2 separate regions of the Homo sapiens genome follow, and region 2 is linked to region 1. Evidence: chromatin loops called from intact Hi-C (ENCODE). Cell type or tissue: gastrocnemius medialis. All regions are shown on one strand. Each heading gives the region's core, and the rest is flanking DNA. Links, peaks and the distances in the headings are about the cores only.

What was found. Hi-C counts contacts between places; a loop is a spot of excess contacts. Peaks named below come from ENCODE experiments on the same cell type or tissue, not always from the same donor. Only the 100,000 strongest peaks of a DNase experiment are listed, where the experiment ranks them.
Region 2: it touches region 1 in a loop (3-fold over the local background); 8 of 110 quality-filtered maps call a loop at or near these places.

Annotation. Positions count from the first base shown.
Region 1 is chr7:33,738,364-33,749,491 of GRCh38, reverse strand. No RefSeq gene overlaps it. Among named protein-coding and RNA genes, the nearest start is that of FLJ20712, 18 kb to the right of the region's middle. In gastrocnemius medialis, for the core only: a CTCF peak has its summit at 5,029 (motif pointing right); a DNase peak (open chromatin) is centred at 5,791; H3K27ac peaks cover 976 bases.
Region 2 is chr7:33,419,870-33,427,869 of GRCh38, reverse strand. All of the region lies in intron 19 of BBS9 (Bardet-Biedl syndrome 9), which reads right to left. Among named protein-coding and RNA genes, the nearest start is that of BBS9, 290 kb to the right of the region's middle. In gastrocnemius medialis, for the core only: a CTCF peak has its summit at 4,049 (motif pointing left); a DNase peak (open chromatin) is centred at 2,309.

The DNA of each region.
Region 1 (11,128 bases), core at 1,205-9,204:
GACTACAGGCACCCGCCACCATGCCCAGCTAATTTTTTGTATTTTTAGTAGAGACGGGGTTTCACCATGTTGGCCAGGATGGTCTCAATCTCCTGACCTCGTGATCCACCTGCCTCGACCTCCCAAAGTGCTGGGATTACAGGCGTGAGCCACCACGCTCGGCCAAAAGTTGAAATTTTTAATGCAGGTTTTACAGACACTCCCCAGAGATTGTGACTCAATAGAATGGGGTCCAGGAATCCAAAAAAGTTTTTGCCAGATGTCCCCAGGAGACTCTGATGTAGGTGGCCCATGGGCTACACTTTGAGAAGCACTCACTAAGCTTATATGGACAGAATCTTTTTATAGATTCTGCCTTCAGAACTCTCCCTTTGCAGCATCCTGCTGAGGGGGTGTCCCCTTCCCAAAGATGGCCACCAGGCAACACGGCCGCAGTGGCTGCCCGGTGCAGCGAGGCCATGGGACGCATTCCTCCAGCTGCTCTGGATCCCCTAGAGTGAGGCTTTCATCAGTTGGATTCCTGTCCTGGAGCTCAGCCAGTTCCAGGATAAGGGCCTGGGACACTGGGCTCTCGAATAGATTTTGATGCTGGGTTTGTTTGCTGATCTGTTGTTCTTGTTTATTTTTAAGACTTGAGGGTGTGTTTGAATCCTGAAAGGGACGTAATAAAGGGGAGAAGCTAAGATGAAGGAGGAGAGGGCCTTCCTACCTGAAGGAGGCCCCAAGAAGGCAGCAGAGAGGGATCTGAGCACAGTTCCTCCAGTGTGGTTAGGAGCAAGAAGTGGCGGATGAGCGTAGGGGCAAGTGAGAGCCTGGGCTCAGCAACAGGCTCCATCTGGCAGCTCCACTATGAGGCTGAAACTGAGGGAGGGTTCCAGTGGAACCAACTTTTAGAGAGAGTACAGGGAATGGAGGCATCTTGGTGAAGGAGGGAAGAGTGAGCTCTCTGGAAAAATGAAGTAAGTTTGCTGTACTCCATCGGGATCCCAGTTAGCATTGTTATTTCAGAATTTATGATGTTAAAAATTGACACAGTTGTGCAGATTTCCTCCGGCGATTTTCAGACGCCAGGAGAAGGTAGAGGATGGATTGATCCAGGGTTGGAGTCTTGCTAATTCCATTTTGGAAGGACAGAGATGCATAGGAATTTAATATGTAAAAGATTAGTTTTATGAAATCTGAACTGAACAATAAAGACAGGAGGCAGGTGATGGATAATGAGAAAATGTATATATGGGGAGCTGGTCAAAGGTCCCAATTAATTCTAAGAGCAATTGAAGATGGAAGGGGTGTTGAATAGACGGCTGGAGAGGAGAAGAGGCTAAGTTCAAGAGTGGGATGTTTGTTTTCTATGGAGAAGTTCCCGGAACTGACAAGGATCAGGATGTGACCATGGGAGGAAGCTGCTGAAGTTGGATAGAAGAGGAAAAGATGACATAGTCCCAGAACAGAGAGGATGGTGGATGGGTTAGTTGCTTGAAAGTGATTTCTATGGTAAGCGAACCACTTTCTTACCATTGTGATTTCTATTAGGTATAATAACCGAAATGGATAATTCCACCCCAAACTATTACAGAGGCGATGGCATTGCATCAATGTGAGACATGCTTCTGGGGAGAGCGTGGTTCATGTCCCTTGCCCAGGGAGGATGGCATAGTATAGAGAATTTGCTCCTCTGTTCTCTATCGTCATTTTGAAGGACTCTGAATGGTATAAAAATGATTAGCCCCTATCCCTCACTTTAAAAATGGAATTTTACCATAGCTTAGCCTAGCCTGCCTTAAACGTGCTCGGAGCACTTACATTAGCCTAGAGTTTGGCAAAATCATCTCACACAAAGACCTTTTTATAAGAAAGTGTTGAATATCTCAAGTAATTTATTAAATACTGTACTGAAGGTGAAAAACAGAATGGTACCCAAAACACTGTTTTTACCGACTTCACCTTATGTTCCCACCATCATAAAGTCAAAAATCGTAAGTTGAACCATCGTAAATTGAGGACTGTCTGTGTACAATTTTTGTTGGTTAAAAATAAATAATCATAAAGAAAAAATAAAAATGGATTTTTATTTCTTAGTGTCAAAAATTTAGAAGATAAACGCAAGGAAAAAGAAACAGAGAAAATGAAAAACTGTGTATCGTATATTACTCAAAATATCACCTTATGAAGAAAACCACTATGTACATTTTAATGTATATAATTCTAGGATGTGTGTGTGTACACTTGTGTGCATTTTTTTAAAAAAATAAAATTATATTGCATAGTAATATGCTTGTCTCATCTGTTTAGTTATAAATGGATTCCCATGTCAGTAAAAAATCATCCAACATGGTTTATTTTTACATTGTTTTCTTCAACATGATTTTTAGTGTCTATCCTACTTCATAGGTAAACTACAATTTCTTCAATCCCCTATTTTCTCATTTTTAGACATTAGAAAAAATGCAATGATGAACATCTTTGTAAGTACATCTTTGGACACACCCATGATTATTTCCTTCAGTGAATTTTCTAGAAAGAGTCTTCCTCAAGGCCATACTTGTCTTGATGTGTTTTTACACAGCCAAACTGCTATGCAAGAAGGTTGTATCAATTTAGAAATATCAGAAGTGCCAGTTTCTACACACCCTCACAGGTATGAGGCATTATTCCTCTTTGGAATTAGTCTCTGTAATCTTTGCCAATCTGATAGCTGGAAAGTAGCATTGCATTTTTATTTACATTTTATGGATTCCCTGGGATGTTGAACATCATCTCACACAGATGCATTCCTGGCCCCACCTTCACCCCTTCCCAAACTACTTTTCCCAGCCTGAACTTTGGAATTTTGCCCTGAACGTACACTGAAGAACACTCTGAAGAAGAGTCCCACAAAGTGTGTGCTTGTATTCACTATAAAAATGTTATGGAGGGTTGGGATCATCAGGAAAGATGTCTTTTTCTAGGACCTTTTTTACTGAGAGGAATAGGCTGCTTCTGAATATCCATTTTATTTTCATCTCATTGATGCTGTGGAATGTGTAGTTCACTCAAGTCTATTCCACATGCCTTCCTGGGTACCAAGCCGACCTCTCTCTTGTCTCCTTGTTGTCTTTCCAATCTTTATTTTTCCTTTGTCATATTTTCTGCAACTATTTCTAATTTGATTGCTTCTTGCTTCTTGGGCATTTATGCAACACAGGGTGTAAAGAGATAAAATATGGTAATTGATGGGTTGATTATGGAGTTTTACGATGGGTACCAACCCCATACCTTGGCAGACACTGATACTGAGCTAATGTGGAGCTTCCCAGAGTTTTGTGCATTATGGTACACACAGAAAATGATGATGTTGGTATGACTCATTCAGGAAAAAGGAGGAGATTCCAGAGCCAGAGGAGATTGTTGAGGGATTCTATTCCCACCCCATCCCATTCCCTAAGGCGTGGGAAGACCATTGGTGGCATACAAGTTGAGAAGCCCTGGACCAGTGGAACAAAGATACTTTACTAAAGTAAAGCTAATAAAAGTAAATTCTTTCCCGACTTGTTCCTACTTCAAAAGAAATGCTTTTTTTCCCCTCAGGTAAATGTATATTATTTCAATATACTATAAAGAAAACGAGAATGATTCCCTAGTATGGAAGTTACCTACAGACCGCTGCTACCCTTACGTGCTTCTAGAATTTCTGTTCACCCATGTCCTTTTCCTTCTTTTCTTCCATGCTTTTTTTTTTTTTTTTTTTTTTTTTTGAGACAGTGTCTCACTCTGTCACCTGGGTTGGAGCACAGTGGCACGATCTCGGCTCACTGCAACCTCCACCTCCCAGGTTCAAACAATTCTCCTGCCTCAGCCTCCTGAGTAGCTGGGATTACAGGAGCCTGCCACCACACCCAGCTAATTTTTTTTTTCTATTTTTAGTAGAGACGGGGTTTCACTGTGTTGGTCAGCTGGTCTCAAACTCCTGACCTCATGATCTGCCTGCTTCAGCCTCCCAAAGTGCTGGGATTATAGGTGTGAGCCACCACGCCCGACTCCCATGCTTCTTTAAAAGCATCCAATCCCTTCTCAGAGCCTCAAGATGGCACCTTCTATTCATGGAGACCCTGGAATCTTTGGCTCTGCCTCTCCTAGGCTGGCTCCCGGGTGTCCTTTTCCTTCTGCTCCAGGCTCCCGGTCCTGCCTTTCTCTCTGTCTTCACCATCTCTTGGGTCCCTTCCTTCTGCCTCCGCCCAGACTAGGATTCAGACACCTCATCTCAATGTCTTATCTCACAGTGGCAGAGAGGACTCAGATGTTCGCCGTGCGTGTTTCAGTTTTCTGGACACAAGGCTAAGCTGCCTTTCCTGGCATGCCTGTATCTAGGTGGGGCACCACAGAGGGTCTCACCATAGCATGTATGTAGGGCTGGCTATGTCACTGCTGGGCCCAAGGAGTTCAGCACGTGTGTCTTCTTTACTCTCTCTCTTCCCCCATCTGCCAGCTGGACCACAGCAAGGTGACATTGAAGTCCCATTCTGGACATGGCAAAGCCACACAGTGGGAGAAGAATGAAACCCTGAATGACTGCACAGGGTAGGGCTCCCCACTAACTGCACTGAGCTGTGACATGGTAGAGAGATAAATGTATGTAGTTTAAGATAATCAAAATTCAGGGAGTTGCCTGTTATAGCAGTTAGCATATGCTAATTATGTACTCATTTTTTCTTCTGTTTCTAAAGAAAGGAAAAGCAGGCCCTTCTAACTTTTTCATTTTAAGATTATGATTACCAGTCACCAGGGTATATACCCCAGATACAGGTTTTTGTTTTTTTGGTGTTTTTTTTTTTAAAGGGCAAGGGAGGTTTTGGAATTATTAAATTCTTAGAACAGTGTTTCGCAGAGGGCACTTTGTGGAACACTAGTTCCCCCAGGAGTACATAGCAAAATTTAGAAAAGGAGGTTCTATGGCTTAATAATATTGGGAAATGCCGAATTAAAGGCAGTGGGCTTCTTTGCTACAGGCCTTCTCAGGGCCTTTGATAGACAGTTGTACATTGTCTCTCTCCACAAGGGGGCTCTGTTGAACATATTTGTCTCAACCCAGAAGACTAAAGAGCAAATTGGAGCAGAGCAAGAACTGGCTCCTTTCAGAGTGAAATTGGTACCTCTGGGTACCTTTAGAAGTAGAAATCACATTCTGCTGGGACCCTGCCCCAGCCTAGAGTGATTCACCTAAAGCAGATCTTTTAATGACCCCTCCCCCATAGCAGAGGACCCAATCTAGGGGCGCCTGTTCCATCATCCACCTCCTCATGTTGCATCAAACCCACCAAGGTGATGGTGGTACCACGGTCCCTGGTGAAAGCAACAAGCCCCTCCCACCTCAGGGCTGCTGGCGTGGAACCATCATGGCCTCTTCCCAGGAAGGCAAAGAAAAGACAGTCTCCAATTGCCCAACAGCTACTGCAGTTGAATAGTTGATGTGGTATAGCTAAAGGGAAGGTTGGTAAGAGTCATACCATGTGTGATATGAAGGGAAAGATTGAGGAAGGACAACCAAGTCCTCAGTAGAACAGAGGAAACCAAGTCAGCATGACAAGCATCGGATTGTGTACTTAGTGACAGTCTAGAGAGGGCAAGAGGTGTTGTTGCCCAAATTCCATATGAGCACATTAGCAGTCAACCGCCTGCAAGCCTTCCAGTAAATAGAGTGCAGCCTTGCGTCAATTTCTGAGAGAAAGACTGTCCGAACTTGCTCTGAATCACATCCAACTGAATGTTGTAACCCTACAGTCTTCAAGCCTCAACACTAACTCTAAACTGTATCACTTGCCCCTGCCTGAAACCCGAGATTCCATTTCCTGCCATGATTGCAGCACACAGAGCTCAGCAGACAAGTTGCTTGTAAGACACTTTTAAGACAAACTAAATGAGCATTTTAGGTTTTAATCTCATCTGGAAGATGGCTAGCACCAACACCAGGAGAAATCTCTGTCAGCTTAAACCAGAGGAGTCAATGTTGTCCCAAGAAAGGAAGCAGAATAAGGCCTGCCCTCAGTGGCACTCACCAGTGACTCCCCCATCTGTGGCACACTAACGGAGCAAAAATGCCAGCTGGCATTATAGAAATCATCCAACACCCAGGACCCTGGACTGCTCCTTGTGTACTTAAGAACTCAAGTCATCGTCTACCTAGATTTGGCAGGGAAAACTGAATGTCCAGGCTGAAACTGTACCTTTCATCTCTCTAGATACCAAAGGCCAGGCATTCATGCTCCTCAAAGTCAAACCACGCCTCAGTACCAGCATCATCCATGAATCCAGCCTCTGCCAGGGAGAAACAGTGCCTGGAACAGCTGCTGGGCCTTCACCAGTCTCACTCTCCCCACCGCTCTACCTCCTTTATTTGTGTTTCCCACAGTACTGGACACACCAAAGCACAATAGATCCCTGTCAAATGAGTGAAAACCAGGTGAAATACATGGAATAATGCCTTGACCAACTCTAGCTCCAACCAAAGTGCTGACAGTCTCTTTTGCTCCCCTTGGTGTCTTCATTGGATCTCCTAATTGTTCTCCAGCATCATCCTCTCTGAGTATATGTTACAGACACAGTTCCCAGGCCTGCCATTAGACATTCAGAAGTAGAGGCAGAGGGGAGAGCCCAGGAATCTGTATTCTGAAGCCTCTGCCCAGGAGACACTCTGCACATAGAGTGTGAAGAATGCTGCCCTAGGTTCCTACTCCCGGCAGCCTTCCTTCCATCCGGAGTGAACTGCAGACCTGCCCACACCCACTCACTTCCTGCTTCCCTGAGGACGCCCATTCGCAGGCTAGCCTCTCTCCTCTCTACCACTGCCAAACCAGAGAGCTCTGGTCTCTGAGAAAGGAGCACACCCTTCCCAGTCTTGCCCATAATCCCACCTCTACTGCCCCACCAGGCCATCGCTGCTGCCCACGTGTGCTGTCAGATGAGATTCTGCTGCTTCCCCTCCATGTGAGAGATCACACTCAATGTCCCCATTCTTAAAAAAAAAAAAAAAAAAATTCAGGTCTGTCTTCCCTTCACCACCAAACCCATTAACCTCCTGCCTACCCTGGTCCTCCTTATTCCCCACCTCCCCCTTACTCTCCAGTCCTGCCTGCCTTCCTGCACCACTCTACTGGACCACCTGCAGCATCTGTCATGAAAATGATGCTGTGTTACACCCAAAGGGTGCTTTATAGCTCATGAAACACTTTCACATATGTTTTGTCATTTGAACCTCATGACTCTGAAAAAAGCATGCAATATCTCAGTCCCAAACTTCAGGCTAGATGATCGTACCACCTTCCCCATGTTTGCCATATCCTTTTGTCCCTCAGTTACTTACTAAGCATTTTTCTTAAATAGACTCACCTATTTTAACAAATTTATTTTGAAAGAAAAATGTATATTGTTCTTATTAATAATCAGTATCATTGGTCTTAAATAAGAGGCACTAGTATAAAGAAATTCAGTGAAAACAAAACATTGTTGTTCAATTTTAAAGTCAGAGACTGTGGCCTGTGGCTGAAGGTGAACTCCTGAGCCCCTGGAGAAAGTCAGCTCTCTGGTTTCCCCCACTGCTCCCACCCAGAGGAGGAAGGCTCACTCCACCTACTGAGCTTCCTCCTGGCCCTTCCAGGTCCATAGAGGCCTGTCTCACTCACAAGGGTCAACATCAACCCTTCCCCTGTCCCCAGATGCCAGACTTTTCCCAGGACCTAGTCCCAGACACTGCTTTCTAACCACTGTCCAACCCACGAGGAGGAGGCTCCACCCCAGTCCCACCCATAAGGATCTCAGCGGAGCCTCACGCCCAGGTGCCCACAGATTTCTTTGATGGCCCATAGGAGAGGCAAGGAATGGGGCATTGGGAGGACATAGTGGGGGCCACGCTTGAGTGACCACGTTTCCCGCATTTCCTTTGTAAGTCTAGCCAGAAACGATTTCCTGACAAGGCTTAGAGCCCACAGTCCATTCACATTTTGTCTTAAAATAAGGATGCTGCAGGCATTGTGAAAAACAGTACGGAGGGTCCTCAAAAAATTAAGCGTAGAACTACCATTTGATCCACCAATTTCACTTCTGGACGTGTACACAAAGAAATCAAAAGCAGGGCCTTGAAGAGGTATTTGTATGCCCATGTTCATAGCAGCATTATTCACAAAATCCAAAGGCGGAAATAACCCGTGTCCTGGATAGTTGAATGAATAAGCAAAATGTGGTCAATCTGTACAATGGAATATTATTCAACCTTAAAATGATAGGAAATTCTGACACATGCTGCAACATAGATTAACTTGAAGATATTACGTGAAGTGAAAGAAGCCAGATATAAAAGGGCAAGTATTATACAATTCTACTTATATGTGATACCTAGAGTAGTCAAAGTAATGGAGACAGAAAGTATTAATGGTGGTTGTCTGGGGCTGGGGAAGGGGGGATGGAGAATGATTATTTAATGGATATAGAGTTTCAGTTTGGGTTCATTAAAAAGTTCTGGAGATAGGCCAGGCGCAGTGGCTTATGCCTGTAATCCCAGCACTTTGAGAGGCTGAGATGGAAGGATTGCCAGGAGTTCAAAGTTGCAGTGAGCTATGATCACACTACTGCACTCCAGCCTGGGTAGGAGAGCGAGACCCTGTCTCAAAAAATAAAAAAAAGTTCTGGAGATAATGATAATAATTGTACAACAATGTGAATGTACTTCATGCTACTGAACTGTACACCTAAAAATGGTTAAAGTGGTGATTTTTATATTATATGTATTTTATATTATATATATTTTATTTATCACAATAAAAATTGAGCTCAGCAGTTAATTATTGCAAAGCCATTACAGTCATACTAACATCAAATTGAAACTTTGTATTTCACCAAATTTGAACTGAAAAGCAGATTACTTTCTTACTGTGTGATTCAATATTATTTTGAAGGTCACATTCCAGTATCTTCAAAACCACCAACTGATTTTGGTATGTTTACCAAGTTTGGGGAAACACTCTAATGTCTTACACAGTTATTACACAGGTAAGAACAGTAATAATGAATCCCAGACATAACAGATGTAGTAAGTGGATTCCCCAAGGTCACACATAGTAAATGGCTCGGTAGAGGCTATTCTGATTCCTGACTTGATGTCAGTTCCATTAATCCAGAGTGTTCCTTCGCCTTCCTCCTCTTCTTCTCTTTTGGCATCCAAGACTGAACTCGTTTTGTTTTTCTCCTTCCCGTTTTTCTTTCTCTATTTTTTGTGGGTTTTCTTAAATTAATAGACCTCATTTTTTAGAGCAGTTTTAGGTTTACAGAAAAATTGAGCAGAAAGCACAGAGAGTTTCCACATAACTCCCCCTTACCCCTGCCAACTTCCCCATTATTAATATCTTGCGTTAGCATGGTACGTTTGTTATAATAGATGAGCTAATACTGATACAATATTATTAAAGCCCACAGTTTACATTACGGTGCACTCTTTGTCTTGTCCATTCTTTTGGTTTTGACAAATGTATAATGACAGGCATCCACCACTACAGAATCGCATCGTTCCACTGCCCTAAAAATCCCATTTGTTTCTCTTGATTCGCCCAAGTTTAGAGATTTCCCAGAGTTCTGGCCCTCTCCTCTTTCTCTCCTTGCTTTACTTGGGCAGAAAATGCCCTTGGGGGATCCCTTCCTCCCCACATTTCCAGGGATCACTTCCATCTTGACAACTCTCCGAGCCACCTCCCTGCTGGCCTGCTGCCCAGCACCACTGGGATGTGGAAGAAACCCCACTGTATTGTGTGTCTCTGCCCCCCACCCCTGACCACCTATTTCTCTTAATGACAAGCCATCCTCCTAGTCACCTCATCACCCTGGAATCAACTTTGACTCTTCCCTTCTTATCCTTTGAGGGAGAGGCCTTAAAAGGGGGCAGGGGGCAGTGACAGGTTAGAGTCATGTTTGCGATGATTGTAGACTCTCTGGCTGCGGGAATCTATCTTCAAGTCCTCTGACCCATGCAAGGTGAATGGCAAAAACAATGACCTGGTGAGCCAGCAGCCACTTTCACAGAAGAAGTGCTTCTTTGTAGTCAACCCACGAAAGACCCCTCCCTCTATTTTCACATCAAACAGGTCTTTCCCTCCCCACCCCCTCGGCTGCCTTTGATGTCTCTCTTCTCTGACCCAGGTCTTGGCACTGGTGGGAAAGAAGCTCAGGATGAGACAAGATTTGCTGAACACCAATAGAATGATTGAGCTTATTCTCTGAGGGAAACGTTCGAAGAATTTATTAAAGGTTTATTTTAAATATAAACTCATCAATTTAATAAAAATGTACTGTACAAGGCTAAGTCTGACCCAATGTTTGCCCTCAAGTAATTCACTGAAGAGTTGAGGAGAAACCTACGTAAATAAGGAATGAAAATTCAGTGTGATGTACTGTGTAATTATAGAAGTCAGAAGATGACAAAGGAATGTATTGGGACTAGGATTGTGTCCAGGTGCACGTAGCAAGAAACAGTGACATAACCAAATAGGAGTCATTTTTCCCAAATAACAGAAAGTGCAGAGCTATGTAGTCAGTCCAGGGAGGTAGCACCAGAAGCTCCATTAAGCCATCAGGTCTCAAACTCCCTTTATCATTCCCCCCCACCATCCGTCATTTGTGACTTTCATCTTTATGCCTATAAGATGACTGCTTGCACATCCAGACATCGAATGTGGGTTGTGGGCATGAAAAACAGCTAACAGTGAAGGTCAAAAGGCATGTACCAAGTGAGACTGTCTCTTTTAACCAGGAAATTAAGAGCTGTTCAGGAAGCTCCACCCAATAGACATCCACATACACCTCATCGGCTAGAATGATGTCATGGGGCCACCAGGCACAAGTGAGCTGGGAATTCAATTTTATAAAGTGGGCACATTGCTGCACTGAACAAAATTGGAGATCAGTGAGAAAGGAAGATCTGGGACAAGCCAGCCATCATGTGGTGAAGACACTCCATCAGCTATATGGAGAGGTCCATGTGGTGAGGAACTGAGGCTTCCTGTCAGCCACCAGCACTAACACATCAGCTGTGTGCTCAAGCCACTTTAGAAGCAGTTCCTCCAGCCCCATCAAGCCTTCAGATAACTGCAGCCCCAGTTGTAACCCAGTG
Region 2 (8,000 bases), core at 1-8,000, 320 kb after region 1:
TTATGAGGATTAAATAAGAAAATATCCTACGCTTAGCTACACAGTAGCTGGTGTTTAGTAAGCACTCCATAAATGATAGCAATGAATATTATAAGAACCACCTCGAAGAGCATCAAATTTCTTCACATGTAAATTTCAGAATAAAATACCAAAATCCTGAATAATATGAATGATTACATCAGAAAACCCGTGTAAACTGCCAAGCAGAGTAAATTGCCTAGTCTTTCTTTCCCTAAATGTACAAGAACTGTAAAACTAATAATCCAGCACCATTTGGTATTTCATTATATAAACAAATTCTACACCTGGAAAAATCAAGCACAGAAAAGAACAGTAGCAAAACATAATTGATATCTAGTCAATAAAACCTAAAAGGAAATCTATAGGAACTGAGATTAATTGGCTCAAAGGAGCAACATTGCCAGGAAAGTCAATAGTCCAGACTGTTTGGAAGATGCTTAACTTTGCAGTCCTGTGTTTTCTCCATTCTTCACAGTTTTGCCCCAGCCACTCTATTCTTATCTCTCACCCTACTCCACCCAACCCTTCAGGAATTGTGAAAGGTCTAAGATTTTACTGTAATTGCAAATTAACAAGTTTATCTGCCATGGTTTCACGGATGCTTGCAAAAGATTCAAGACTGCTAGGTCAGAAGCAAAAGATTTTACTACTTAAAGCAACAAGAGTACCCAGAACATCAGCATTTGTGCCAGTTCCCTGAGCCCAGATTCCCACAGGTAATGTGAAAAGGGCCAAGAAGGTGACATCTGCACATGCGGAGGGGTTGTGTTACAGGAGAAGAACCCTGAGCTTAGGGAACCCAAATCTTTTATAATGGTCAGTAATCATGCTTAAACCTTGTTCTGGAAGGATTAATTGTGTTTGTTGTACTAGATAGTAAACAACCTACCCTCTGCTCTGCAGGGAGATACTACCTCTGTTGTCTAAGGGTATTCTCTATAAAATATCCTTTTTGAAAATATAGTACAGAATATAGTACAGAACAAAGGCACTGACTAGTCCCTCCGCTCACAAGATGCACAGAAACAAAAGACACCCAGCAGAATTGTCTCCCAATACCAACTAGGCACTCATGGAATGTTCTCCAATCCTCTCTCCCTGACCGCTCCTCTCAAGGTGTTCTGTAGTTAAATTAAGGAAATAGTAAACATAGTTTTTTAAAAAACTCCGTTTTTTTTTTTAAAGCAGAACTTCTCAGATCCTTTAACAACCGAATGTGGCTTAGTGAATCCCCAGCAGAAGGACACAGAATGCAGTGCTTCAAAACCCATTTTTTACAGAACATCTATTAATATCTCCCAGAAGAATATTCCTTGGATCACAGTTTGGGAAATCTGGGGAGAGTTTATAGCATATGCCCAACACCATCATTCTCTCTTGTACAAGGTTAGCTAATATTTTCCCATTTATTTCCTAGAATCCCAAATCCACGGGGAAGTGTTTACATAAAGAAATGCTCTTTAAAAGCATTAAGTTATTGAAGGCAAAACATTACAGAGTCCCTCTGTACAACAGAACCCTTTAAAATAATTGAGATAATGTAGGTAAAGTGCTTAGCAATAGCTGGCACTCAGTAAGTGCTCAAAAAATAGCAGCTATTATAAGTATTTGCCATTTTTATCATGGTGCATTTACAGAACCCTCTTTGTTGTAACACACTGAATTCCTATTATAAGTAAGCTGGTGTGGCTGTAGTAACATCGGGTCATGACTAGTGATTTTTCCTTCTCTAATTCTACTCCCGTACATTTTCCTACATGCAATGTTTCCGTTCTCTTCATGCCAATATTTTACTCCACAAACTGGACCTTATAAACTTCTTGGTTTATTTTAGTCTAAATTTGATAAATGTTACCTAAAGTCAGCCTTCCTTTTGGTTTTATTTTAATGTAAAAAATTAGATCCACATTTGTTTAGAACTAATTCTAAGTTTCTGTTTGTGCTTACTTTAGTTTGTTCTCTTTTAACATGATTGCCACTGTAAGGTCAAGCTGGATCTCATAAGTGAGCAGCAAAAGACACTGGCTTAGGTATCTGAAGCTCAACACTAAAATAAAATACAGCAAGGCCCACTTGGTATTTCAAAAGTAAGACAATAGCATCTCTGCTTAACTAGGTCCCAAAAGAAGTCTCTTAATTCCCCACTTCTTCCAACTCCTCTCATAACAGCGCCTTTAGTTTCTGAGCCTTTTAAGGAGGAAAGACCAGACACGCAAGCTGCTGTCCATTTCGACACAGCATCCATCACCTGACTAGACTGTCTCTCAAAAATGTGCCTGTTTATGAGAACACATGGACACAGGGAGGGGAACAACACACACTGGGGCCTCTGGAGGGGGCTGTGGGGGAGGGAGAGCATTAGGAAATACAGCTAATGCATGCTGGGCTTAATACCTAGGTGATGGGCTGATAAGTGCAGCAAACCACCGTGGCACACGTTTACCTATGTAACAAACGTGCACATCCTGCATATGTACCCTGGAACTTAAAATTAAAATAAAAAATTTTTTTAAAGTGTGCCTGTTTGTATTATCATCATACTTTAAAATAAGTAATGATAAAAATTAATAATAATAATTGAGCTCCACTGGATAAAGTGGGGTCTAAGTAGAAAGACTAACAATGGGATCTATAACTAGACTGTAAGTTTAGACATAGGGTTGGGAAGGGAGGAGAACTTCTCCATTTATGTAGAATGGTAGATAACAAAATGGCACAGGAATCAAAATAACCCAATACTCTTCTATGTGTTTACTGTAGATTAGAATGTCCTTAGATAAGTGGTTTTCCTCCTCACTGCTCAGTTTCTTGTCTGTAAAATAGAATGTGATCACTTCCCCTTTATTTCATACTTTAGGGGAAGAAGAGGTCAATAAACATTTTTAAAATATTAATTTATATCCAAAAAATCATAAACTTTTTAAATTTTTTTACCATAACATGATGGTGAGTATCTACTTGCACATCTGTTACTCTGAGTGATCAAATCTCTTAAGTTATAACAGGAACTTCAGTTACTCCATATTCTAGATCCTTCTTAAATAGCAGCTAAACAAGGAAGTACATTTCCATTTCCATTAAAAAAAATCTTATAATTATACGGCCATCAGTATAAAAGAAGAAACCCCCAAATAAGAAATTTCATTACACTATGGTCTGCATATTAAAATTTCCTACAAAATTCTGTTAAACCCTCTGCTTAAAGTCTTATTACATGTGCTTTTTTTAGATATTTTTAAATACCTGTTTCTGGTAACAGGAACTTTTTTAAAAGTTCATTTTGAGATATTCTCTTACTAGTGTAGTTCTCACACATTACAAGAGAGAAGGCTGCCAGGCATTTTCCTGGACCCTGCCTCAGAATCACCAGGGAACCTTTTAAAAAAAACATCTCTTCTCGTTTGAAATTTGGTGAGTCTAAGGGTGGAGCTCAGGAATCTGTATTTTTTAATGTTCCCCTCCAGACTGAACCCAAAGCAAATTTCAGAACTACTAAAGTGTCAAATGTATACATTTCAAGCAGCATCTAGCTGGCAGCAGAAAACTGTTCTTTGGAAAAGGAAGAGTTCTCTCCTTTTATAAGAATAGAAAGTAATCTTCTCTCTATTCTCTGGAAATGATAAGCCAAGTTTTCCTATATTCTTCCATAATCACCTTGCTGGAACCACTTGTTCTTCAAGCATGAAATCAAAAAGATAGAATTTTTTTAAATATACAATACACATAGTGTATGTGTGTGTTTTTCCAGCTACAAGGTGATGAGAAAAGCAAAGTTCATCATTAGTTAATGTCAAGTTTGAGACAGACTGTATTGCTGGTGGCCGGAGCAAAAAAATGCCACTGAGTAGCTGAAAACTCAAAAAGTGTCCTTTAAACCAATCAAGAAATTAATTGAAAGTTTAGTAAAATTTACTGAACTTTCTTTTCATTTTATTTGCTTCACTTCAAAAAGGAATCAAAGTGGTCCTTTCACTTTCCCACCTGGGAAAAAGCTTTACTAGTCAGACTTGTAATTTTAACCAAATCATGGCTACCCCCTGGTGGCTGCTTACCCCAATTACAAGGTTTTTAGAGAGGTTTAAATTAACATACTGAAAGAAGACTTCAAGTTTTGTCTTTGAAGAAGGAACAGAAACTAAATTTGGTCTCGAAATGTCCTGGTATGCTCATTCTTGTAAAGTAATGATCCCAGGCCTTTAATTTATTTCCTGGGGCACCTATAATTTCTGAAGTTTACTGACTCTGAATTGTGTTGCTGAAACAATGCAAGATTTTTAAATACTTTTTTTTTTTTGCTTTCTACATTTATATATTCTTCACACATCATATGAAAGGCCCTCTTAATCCTAGACCCTGCTACCAGAAGCACAGTGTGCACACCCGTGGGCCCTGACTCAAAAACCTTTGTTTTTCTCATCCCCTTATAGCTAGAAACACACACACACACACACACCCCCAAGGTATACATTTTCATTTTAAAATTCTATCTTTTTGATTTTGTGCTTGAAGAACCAGTGGTTACAGCAAGGTGATACATGCCTCCCCTGCTGTATTCCCACAGGCTCCAGGCTGCTCCTGACCCCAGCAGCAGAGGCAGATGTTCTCTGCTATGGAATCGGGTCCGCACTTGTGCTTTTGTGGTCAATCTTATCACGTAGCCAGGCCTGTTAATGTCTCAGCCCCTCAGCAGGTAGCTTCTGTAGTATCTTTAACATGGCTACAGCTTCCAATTTGGCTGACTTTCTACCTCCTAAATCAGCAAAGTGTTCCGATCCCTGGCACTCATGATCACTGTCCTGGCCTGTTTGGAAAGCGGCATTCAGTTCTGATAGAAGGGTCATTGACCTAGTCACCCCAAGTTCTCTTCCAGCCAGTATTCCTTCAGGGACATTCATGTGCCAGACATAATTCAAACAGATGTGCTCATATATAAACTAAGGCCAGGCACGGATGGCTCATGCCTGTAATCCCAGCACTTTAGGAGGAAAAGGCGAGAGGATTGCTTGAGGCCAAGAGTTTGAGACCAGCCTGGGAAACACAGCAAGACCCTGTCTTTATTTTTAAAAAATAAAAATAAAAAATAAACTGAACATTCGCATTTATTAATTATACTTTTCTTTAAAAATCTGATAGCTCTGTTTCTCTGGTAATTAGCTGTCTTCTCATTGTTGAGAGCCAAATATAATCTTTTGTGCTTCTATTCTTAAATTATCACATTATAAACAGAAGACATAATTATTATAAAGTAGGAATTTAAAGCAGGACAATCAAAAGTAATTGAATTGTGGTAGCTAGAAAGCAGGAAAAGTTGGGCAACTATTTTACTACTTAGCCAATATTCTTAAAAACACCAACACAATTAAAGTATCATCACTATGTAATCACAAACCACTAAAAAATATCACTTTCTCTCTAAAAATGGGCTAGAAGTTAGAAAGAGAAGCTTCTTAAAGTAAATCACCAACAGTAAGAAAAATCAGCTAATTCTGCTATGGTAAATATTTATTCTTTGTGGTACACATCAAATATACAGTGGTCTGCATCAGAATAATATTTATTCACAAAGTAAAATGAATTACTTACATGTTACTGTGAAGTAATATGTCACACATTTTTTAAAAGACAGGAGCATACCATACAAACATAACTGAAACTAGCAACCAGAGTTAACTATATTTACGAAAAGCTATAGCAGCTATAACCGTACATACAATTTATATTTACAAGAAAAAGCACTTTCCAAACAGTATGTACCTTATGACCCAATTTAAAAATATTTCTATTTCTTATTTATATTTATACATAATCCAACACATTCATAAATCTGGAAGGCTATATACTAAATTTAAACTATGATTTTCTGGGTGGTGCAATTAGGGTATTGTTTATTTTTATTCCCTTCCCTTTTCTGTATTTTCTGACAAAGAATTCTGATATTTAGTACTTGTGTACTTTTTTAAAAAGTTATATTGAAAAGAAAAGCAAGTAAAATACACCATGCTAATTTTCAAGTGTTATCTGGAGGTACCAACCATGTCCTTTCTTTAAGAAAGATCAGTGTTACTTAGTAAATTAGAGAATGCTTTTCTTGTTTGAGGCCTTCTCAGAGGATGGGGAGCAGGAGTGCACATAGAACATTGTTCCAAGATCTCTACTGTTTGTTTCCATCATTTTTAAAATCTTAAATCCCTCTATATCTCAACATTCCAGACTGACTAAGAAAAGACAAGAGTATGTTTTGCAATAACTAGCTTTTGCTGCACTCTGCTGGAACATTCCCTAATGTTCTGTACAAAATGATCAATAAAGTATGCCTAGGTCTTTGCTACATCTGGTTAAAACGTTCTCATGGAGGTTTATACATTTCTATGAATAATTAAGAATATTTTCAACTAACAAAATGGATATAGTTTACAAACATACACACCAAGTATCATCATGCTCACATATTAATAAATGGCTACACATGCAATAGTTGATTATGATGTATGACAGGGAGTATTTTTAAATGGTGTATGTTTTGCACTCCCTCACGACTAGATCTTTTTTCTTCTAAACAAATTCAAAGTTCTATCTTCAATCATGTAAAAGTCGCTGTAAATTCCTTGGACGTACCTACTTGGACTCACAGTTTGTAGAATCATTTGTTTACAGTAAAAAAAAAAAAAATTAAAAATCCTCACCAAATTAAAGCAGGCAGTTCTACAGTTTAAATAGCCAAATGACTTAAACCTGCTTTATCTAATGATCAATCCTTCCATTTCTACTCCTTTACTGCCTCCTCCAAAACACACCTGCAGTCAACATTCTGCATGAAGTTCTTTCGCTGAAAAGCAAATCAATTTGTGTTGGCCCAAGATGCCACAAAACAGTGTCTAGAGAGGCCTCGATGATACGGATGCAATGGAAAAGAATAGTGGCCGGCTTGTTTCAACAATCTTCCAAGGGTAGTGAAGAAAAACTTTCACCTTAGCAATGTCTTGGGAGTTGCAAACACAGAGCCTGGCAAGAATCCCAGCATACACAAAATACTTCTCAATTTTTACTAATACCTGCTAAAATTATGTTTTGGCCTGTCTGCCTGGAAAGAAAAGTCTGGAATGACCGCTTCTTTTGACTTTATAATCTGCATAAATCTCTCAAAGAGGGTTCACAGGAAAAGTTTCCATGGAACATTTCTTTTCCAAGAAAAAAAAGCAGTGGGCTCCTCAGCATCATCTCTGTCTCTGTGGATTTCTCGGCTATGCTATCAAACAAGAGTAGGGAAATGCAGGAGTCCCGAGGCCACAGAACCAAAGCACCTGCTGCATGGCTTCAGCATGGATTCCTGCCCAAACCTCGTAACAGTATCATCATAAGCCAGGTGCATACTAGTGTCCCCGTGTCTGGTGCTGGTCAGGCAGCAAACCCAGACCTCATTGCCAAAATAGTCAGGGTCTTGTTTGGCATAAGTGACTTGCTACAATACACAACACTGTGTTGTAGAGAAGACACTGACCTAGCAAAGGGAAGGGAGCCAGCACTGATAAGCCATTTGGAAGGGTCAGAACCGAAGCTCAGTCTTCAAATCCATTATCTCATGAAATCACACAATGGAATATCATCCCCATTTTACAGAAGATAAAAATGAGGTTCAGAGCACTTCAATAATCTGCCAGAGCTTACAAAGGTAGTCAGGGTTGAAAACCAGATTTGTCTGACCCCAAAATCTCTTTCAAAACCAACAAATTGTCTCAGAAACCCTGGTTCTTGTCCCATCTCAGTTATTAATAACGCAGAACTTTGGGCAGGTCATTGAATATTTGAGGCTTCTTTTTATTCTCCTGTGAAATGAGGTAACTGAACCTAATTTCCAAAACTTCTTCAAATTAAAAACTCCATTATTCTCAGGATCTGTTCATATCTTTCTTCCACCATCTGCCCCCACCACCACCAATTTTTTGTTTTCTTTTTTCTCTTTGATGTGACATAAAGATGTA